Regions from separate parts of the Homo sapiens genome. Here region 2 is linked to region 1. A link is an interaction called in ENCODE POLR2A ChIA-PET data of the cell type or tissue named here. Cell type or tissue: GM12878. All regions are shown on one strand.

What was found. ChIA-PET counts read pairs that join two places held together with the same protein. Peaks named below come from ENCODE experiments on the same cell type or tissue, not always from the same donor. Only the 100,000 strongest peaks of a DNase experiment are listed, where the experiment ranks them.
Region 2: POLR2A ChIA-PET joins it to region 1 with 5 read pairs; 4 of 35 experiments call an interaction of 5 or more read pairs at or near these places.

What each region holds. Positions count from the first base shown.
Region 1 is chr2:138,521,750-138,525,749 of GRCh38, reverse strand. The region is part of intron 1 of SPOPL (speckle type BTB/POZ protein like); the gene reads right to left. Among named protein-coding and RNA genes, the nearest start is that of SPOPL, 22 kb to the right of the region's middle. RefSeq lists enhancers at 1,481-1,570, 1,581-1,630. In GM12878, no CTCF peak of the experiment used is centred here; DNase peaks (open chromatin) are centred at 2,479 and 2,955; H3K4me3 peaks cover 2,169 bases; H3K27ac peaks cover 2,540 bases.
Region 2 is chr2:138,585,070-138,589,069 of GRCh38, reverse strand. No RefSeq gene overlaps it. Among named protein-coding and RNA genes, the nearest start is that of LINC02631, 15 kb to the left of the region's middle. In GM12878, no CTCF peak of the experiment used is centred here; no DNase peak of the experiment used is centred here.

The DNA of each region.
Region 1 (4,000 bases):
CCTCCTGCCTCAGCCTCCTGAGTAGCCGGGAATACAGCCATGTGCCACCATACTTTGCTAATTGTTTTTTGTGTATTTTTTTTTTTTTTTTTTCTACTTTTTATACTGATGCAGGTCTTGCTGTTACCCAGGCTGGTTTCAAAGTCCTGGCCCTGAGCAATCATCCTGGCTCACAAAGTGCTGGGATTACAGGTGTGAACCACTATGCCCAGCCACAACTTCTATTTTTAAAAAAGCACTATTAAGTAGGAAAAAAAAGCAGTATATAACACAGTATGTCAATTATCTGGAAAACTGAAATCAGTTACTGACTGCCAGTCAGCTCATGTGAAACACTTGTACCACCCTGATACAGTTTGGCTCTGTGTTCCCACCCAAATCTCATCTTGTAGCTCCCATAGTTCCCATGTGTTGTGGGAGGAACCCGATGGGAGACGAGTCATGGGGGCGGGTCTTTCCCATGCTGTTCTCATGATAGTGAATGAGTCTCATGAGATCTGATGGTTTTAAAAACGGGACTTTCCCTGCACAAGCTCTCTTCTCTTGTCTGCCACCATGTGAGACATGCCTTTTGCCTTCTGCCATGATTGTGAGGCTTCCCCAGCCACGTGGAACTGTAAGTCCAATTAAACCTTTCTTTTGCAAATTGCCTGGTCTCAGGTATGTCTTTATCAGCAGCATGAAAACGGATTAATATAGTAAACTGGTACCAGTAGAGTGGGGCACTGCTGAAAAGATACCCAAAAATGTGGAAGTGGCTTTGGAACTGGGTAACAGGCAGAGACTGGAACGGTCTGGAGGGCTCAGAAGGAGGCAGGAAAATGTGGGAATTTGGAACTGGGTAACAGGCAGAGACTGGAACAGTCTGGAGGGCTCAGAAGGAGACAGGAAGATAGGGAGTTTGGAATTCCCTAGAGACATGTTGAATGGCTTTGACCAAAATGCTAATAATGATATGGACAATGAAATCCAGGCTGAGGTGGTCTCAGATGGAGATGAGGAATGTGTTAGGAACTACAGCAAAGGTGGGTCTTGTTACGTTTTAGCAAAGATACTGGTGGCATTCTGCCCCTCCCTAGAGATTTGTGGAACTTGGAAGTTGAGAGAGATGACTTAGGGTATCTGGTGGAAAAAATTTCTAAGCAGCAAACCATTGAAGAGGTGACCTGGGTGCTGTTAAAGGCATTCAGTTTTATAAGGGAAAGAGTATAAATGTTTGGAAAATTTGCAGCCTGACAATGTGATAGGAAAGAAAATCCCATTTTCTGAGGAGAAGTTCAAGTCAGCTGCAGAAATTTGCATAAGTAATGAGGAGTCAAATGTTAATTCCAAGACAATGTGGAAAATGTCTCCAGGGCATGTCAGAGACCTTTGCAGCAGCCCCTCCCATCTCAGGCCTGGAGGTTCAGAAGGAAAAAATGGTTTCATGGGCTGGGCCCAGGGTCCCTCTGCCCTATGCAGTCTAGGGACTTGGTGCTCTGGGTCCCAGCCGCTCCAGCTGTGACTAAACGGGGTCAAGGTACAGCTCAGGCTGTGGCCTCAGAGGGTGGAAGCCTCAAGTCTTGGCAGCTTCCATGTGGTGTTGAGCCTGCAGGTGCACAGAAGTCAAGAATTGAAGTTTGGGAACCTCTGCTTAGATTTCAGAAGATGTATAGAAACACCTGAATGCCCAGGCAAAAGTTTGCTGCAGGGGTGGGGCTCTCATGGAGAACCTCTGCTAGGGCAGTGAGGAAGGAAAATGTGGGGTCAGAGCCCTCCCCCAACAGAATCCTACTGGGTCACCTCTCAGTGGAGCTGTGAGAAGAGGGCCACCATCCTCCAGACCCCAGAATGGTAGATCCACTGACAGTTTGTACCGTGCGCCTGGAAAACCCGCAGACACTCAACAACAGCCTGTGAAAGCAGTCAGGAGGGAGGCTGTACCCTGCAAAACCACAGGGGCAGAACTGCTTGAGACCAAAGGATGTTGCATCAGCATGGCCTGGATTCAAGACATGGAGTCAAAGGAGATCATTTTGAAGCTTTAAGATTTGACTGCCCTGCTGGATTTTGAATTTGCATGGGGGCCTGGAGCCCCTTTGTTTTGGCCAATTTCTCCCATTTGGAACAGCTATATTTACCCAATGCCTGTACCCCCACTGTATCTAGGAGGTAACTAACTTGCTTTTGATTTTACAGGCTCACAGGTGGAAGGGACTTGTCTCAGATAAGACTTTGGACTGTGGACTTTTGAGTTGAGACTTTGGGGGTTAACTACTCAAAACCAGTTGGAAAGGCATGATTGGTTTTGAAATGTGAAGATACGAGATTTGAGAGGGGCCAGGGGCAGAATGATATGGTTTGGCTCTGTGTCCTCACACAAATCTCATCTTATAGCTCCCATAATTCCCATGTGTTGTGGCAGGGACCTGGTGGGAGATGACTAAATCATGGGGGTGGGTGTTTTTCGTGATGTTCTTGTGACAGTAAGTCTCATGAGATCTCATGGTTTTAAAAACGGGAATTTCCCTGCACAAGCTCTCTTCTCTTGTCTGCTGTCATGTGAGATGTGCCTTCTGCCACGATTGTGAGGCTTCCCCAGCCACGTGGAACTGTAAGTCCAACTAAACCTTTCTTTTGTAAACTGCCCGGTCTCAGGTATGTCTTTATAGGCAGTGTGAAAACGGACTAATATACACCCTCATTAGTCTACTTCATTTATTGTCTTTTACTATAGAGTTTATGTGCATGGCTGTGGTATTACCTAAGTATAATATCATCTCTAGTTTATTAATTTCTGTAAGGCAAAGCCTAGCACAACACTCAGTGTTGGTTTAAAAATAAAATGAAAAAGGAAGGGGGCTAGTTACGTGTTTTGAGAGAATTAATGGAATAGCTAATTTTGACCTACACGTGAAAACAGAAAGTCCATCTTGTAGTTTTAATTACTCAAAACCAGTTTACTTAAAGTTGACTAAAATGTGTACTAAATGGATAGGCTCGTCTCTGAAATAGAAACAGCTGTGTCTTTCAGAAGACTGATTAGACTAAGTGGCAGAGCTGGACACCACTGCTATAGAAAAGAATGTGCAGGGGCAAGAAGAGGGGGTGGTTAAAGATGCAGTAATGGCAACAGCTGAACCTTCAAGAAAAAAAAATTGGCTAAGGACAGGAAAAAATATTCCTTCTTCTTAGTTATATATATTTCTATTTAAAGGGGAAGCCAACAGAGCTGGGGGAAAGGAAGGGAGGGATGTGTACACTGAAGTAACTGGCGTTGGTAATATATTTACACAGGACCCCAGTTTTAAAAAAAAGGGTGGGGGTGAACAAATACCTTCATTTACCTTATAGTTTACTTACCTGGGTCCTTGAGGCATAAGTGAAATAGCTATTCTGTAGTGTGAGCTCTCTGCCCCAAGCAAAAGGCAACCTCCCTTCAAAGTCTGACAGGTTTTTTCAGTCAATTGTATCAGGTTGAATTACATGACACTGACATTTTTGTATGTCAAAGGCAGAATATTGGCAATTTCATGTGGTCCTAAAGCAACAATCCCCCCTCAAGTGATTACAATGGTAGACCTTAAGGCTTTCTGTTTTTCTAGGGCAGTAAGTCTCAAAGTTAAGTGTGCAGTAGAATTACCTTGGAGGGCCTGTTAAAACAAAATGCTGGGCTTCAATCCGGGTGTTAAGGGTTCAGCGGGTCCGGGTCAGCTTCCCAAATTTGCATTTCTAACAAAGTCTCAGGTCGTCCTGGGATCTCACACTAAGAACCTCTGTTCTAGTCTGAAGGCTGAACTAGGAAGCTGTCAATACCGCTAACACACACAAAAAACTCATCATCATTCCCCCAGGTGTTCATTTGTCCTCCATCTCTGAATAAGTCTTCCATTTTACTTGGGTACTATGCTAAGGAACTGGCTTACTTTCAACTTCTTTTTTGGGGGGTCTTATTCCAATGTTAGGGAATCTCTTTTGAAATCCACAACATTCTCCAACACTGAAAGCAAGGAGGTAGTTT
Region 2 (4,000 bases), 63 kb before region 1:
GTCCTGGAACATATGCCCCTTGGATAAAATGAGACTACTACATTATTACCATTTTATAGATTCTGAAGATATATGAGAGTATCGGAGAACATGGGAGATACTAGGTTTATTGAAATGTTGTAATCTATCAATTACATTAAGAAATCAAAATTTAGAAAAATGCTATTTGAGGAACTGATGCCTTCCTTTGGTAATGGATACGATCCATTAACATTGGATAATGTTAATTCATTAGCTTTCTCTTTTTGCCTTGGCTAACTGGAATCTCAAAAACTTATTTAATGATTGACACATTTTGTCTTGGTTTTTCTTTAATTTTTAAAGTTCCTATAGTATTTTAAAGTTTACTTGTAAAAGGTGTGGTATAAAAATAATTATAGTTGGTATAACTGGTGATCTTCCCTATCTAAGAAAATGGAGGACCTAAATAGTAGTCAGATGTAATTTGATAAATTAAGCCTTGAGTTCAGACAGTAACATAAGAGAGAGAGAAGGACACTGAGTGTGTTATCAAAGAGTCAAGATATACACAAAATTTTGTTGTCATTTGGACCTTTGAAGATATATCCCTGGTTAGAGTAAGTGGAGGAAGACTCAGGAAATAAACTATTAAGGAGAACCCTGGGGACGAAGTGAGGAATGTGCATTAAACACAGATAAAAATACAGATTAAACCTCAATTTCAGGTGGCTGGAAAAATATACGATCTCATCCAAGGGTTTTCAAACTTCTCTGTGCCATGAATAAATATTTTCCCAAAATGACATTTCAAGCAGGATTACATTGGTACCTCTCCCAGAAGCAGAGAGATAAACTCCAGTTCACTACAAGAGAAACTTAAGAAATACTTCCCTCTTACTCTAAGTTCACGATAATTCACTTCTACTGGTCTGAAATAACTGGCTCACAAAGTCTCTCCTAGTAAGTGTGATGTTCTGATTTCACCATTGGTTGCAACCCAGCGTCGGATCCCAATGGTCTCTAGGCAGAATCTGTCCTCTTGTTTGATGTCATCAGTAGTCATCTTGTCAAGGTGGAATGAGTCCCACCTTATCCTCCCAGTAGAGAGGATAAGAATTACCAGGTAATTTTTCTCTCTCCAGCTTTTTTTGAATGACAACAAAATGCAGAAGTGTGGCCAGGGAGAATAATAAAGAACAGGGAAATCGAGGGGAAAAAAGTAAGGATCAGCCAAAAAAAAAAAAAAAAAAAAAAAAAAAGGTTTGAACATTGTAAGCAGAAGGTCACTTAAACCAAGGCAATTTTGGGAGAGGTTCTGAGCAACTTTTTCATAGAACAGACTCAGAACCCTAAGAGGTACAAGCATTGACCAAGAAGATAGGAAATCACTAAACTTAAATGTAGATCAAATACAGAGGTAAATGTTTTATTATACCATGAGCTCCAAAAGGAATAAAGATAGCCATTACTTAAAGGCCTTTCTACAAAAAATAAAATGAAGGAAAATTTTGGAGAGAAAGGGAAGAAATGAGATGCTGCCCAATTGGAACACACAAACGAGCAGATACCTGATCCAGGCAGAAGGCATAGAGTTGCTGTGAGGAACACTGAATTTACAGATCAGCAAGATGCTGCAGCTTCATCTATTTGTTCTTCTGGCATTTCATTCCCCAGCTCAGGAAGTCAACTTCCTGAGAGTTGAGAAACAGAACATAGGTGGTCTTATTAAAGGACAGCTTGTTTCAACCACAACAAAAATAAATAAATAAATAAATAAATAAATAAATAAATAAATAAATAAATGGATGCAAGTCAAATTTGAAATAATTAGCTCTTCTTTAAATTGATTTGAAGTTGTCCACCTTTTTCTTTACTGTCTATGTATTGAAAGCCATTTTTCTCCTAGGGAAACATCAAGGGACTTGGCCTTAGAAAGTACGAGATTGATAAGTGCAAAACTGAAAAAAGATCAGAGGAAACTACCCAATGCAGTATGACAACTGTCCCTTAAATGAGAATTAATACTATGGTAAATCAATCTATTGGGCTGGCTTGCTCTTTAGAATTCCATGAGAAAAAAAAAAATCACAGTGGAAACCTAGTTTACTCCTTACTATTTTCAATGTATAATTAATGACAAGATCTATGGAAGTTTACAGAGATTCTTGATGGCTAGTAACAGAATAAATTGAACACATTCTTAATAGGAGTTTGCATTTGAAATATTACCTTGTGAATATCTGCAATATTAATATTGCATTTGTAATCACTGAAACACAGTGCACCTGGTTCTGTTTCAGAAAAAATGTAAGCCCAACTTCTAATTAGTAAAACGTAAGTGGGATTTCCTTGGTTTACCCTAATTTTTTTTTTTTTTTAAAGAGAGAGAGAATTAAGGTAAAGTGTTTCCTTGGAGCAATAACAGAGAGAACATCACAAACTTTTATCTTGGTGTCTCAAGGTCCTATGTCCTGATTGCCCCATATTGCTAGAAGGAAACAGGAAGGCTTGAGAAGTCTCATGCTCATTTGAAAGAGAAAGTCATTAAGCACAAAGATACCCAAAGGCTTTGGACAACATCTGCTCTAGAATGCAGCTGATCCATTACGCAGAATTAGAGAGTCCATAGCTAGGCACTAAAAGCAAAGAAGTCAATTTCTGAGAGTAGTCCCATCTGTGGAATGATTCATTCCAGTTTAGTAATAAACTAGATGCTCTCAGCAGTGTTAGGAGTGAACTAATGTCCCTTTCCAGAACACCTGTCCTATCTTGCATTTTCTCACTGTCAGGGGCCATTACAGGTATTGTGAGGCTTGAAGTTTATACATTTTTAGGGGGCCTCTATAAAAAAACTAAATTATTATAAAAAAATTAGTTAGAAAAGTGAAGATTTCAAATGAGATAAGGAATTATAATAAATTACAAACCTTGAAAAGCTGACATAGACATCACAAAATCAATGTAAACAACACAATGTTTTATTAATTGTCTGATATACACTATACTTCTTCTTTTCCCACAATTTGTTTGGCGTAAAACCTTTGAAGGGCACTTGTTCATACTGACAATTTTCTAATATCTCTAAAAAGGTAATGGAAACAAAATTTAGTCTGAAACATGGCTGATGAAATTTGTGTTACAGGACTGATAGTTTTTTTAAAAAACTTCTGCCTTCACAACTTATTACTGGTAATGAGATGCAGTATGTTAAGATGCATAAAACATGACTTCACATGTCATGAAGCTGTATAGCTGTTAGGAGTACTTGTACAGGCTTTGCGCCCTACATACATAGAAAATGTGATAAATTTCACACAAATTCCATCAAAAAAGAAAAATATGATTATGCATTGATAATTATATATGTGCATTTCTGAAAATATACTTACAGAACACAACTTCCATTTTGTCTAGGTATTAATGAGAATTGAATTTACCTCTTGAAATGTTACATATCTGAGAGTTGGAAGGCTTTCCCACAGGCCATTTGGCTCCATATATTTCAAACATTGTTTCTCTATTTAATTACCCATTTACTTCAATGCCAGCTGCAAGACGACATGTTTATATCATGTACAACATCTAGCTTTTCACCTTTTTTACAGTTTCAGAGAGTTAGCCTGGTGGGCAAGATTATTTCTAAAACCTGTTGTGTGTCCCACATGCACAGATCCCACAAAACACAGCAGAAATAGATTTCCAACTCAAGTTTCCTTAGTTGGAACCTCTTAACGCCTGTAGCCACTCCATTACCTCCCCAACACTAGGGGAAGAGTGACAGAAAGTTGGGGAGTGAATAGAGGCCAACGTCTTAATCAATGGCAGTCAAATATTTTATTTTGTAAATCTTATGAAAATATACGAATATGCAATTGCATTACTAGAACCCCTCCCAGAGCCTTTAAAGGAGCTCATGTGTGCAGTGATGAGCCTTGAAGCTGAAGTTTCATTAGTTTCACTCTAAACCTACATTTTCGTGCTAGCACATCAGCACAGTTGGGCAATATTGGGTCTGCTCCTACCCTCTGTGCTCATGGCC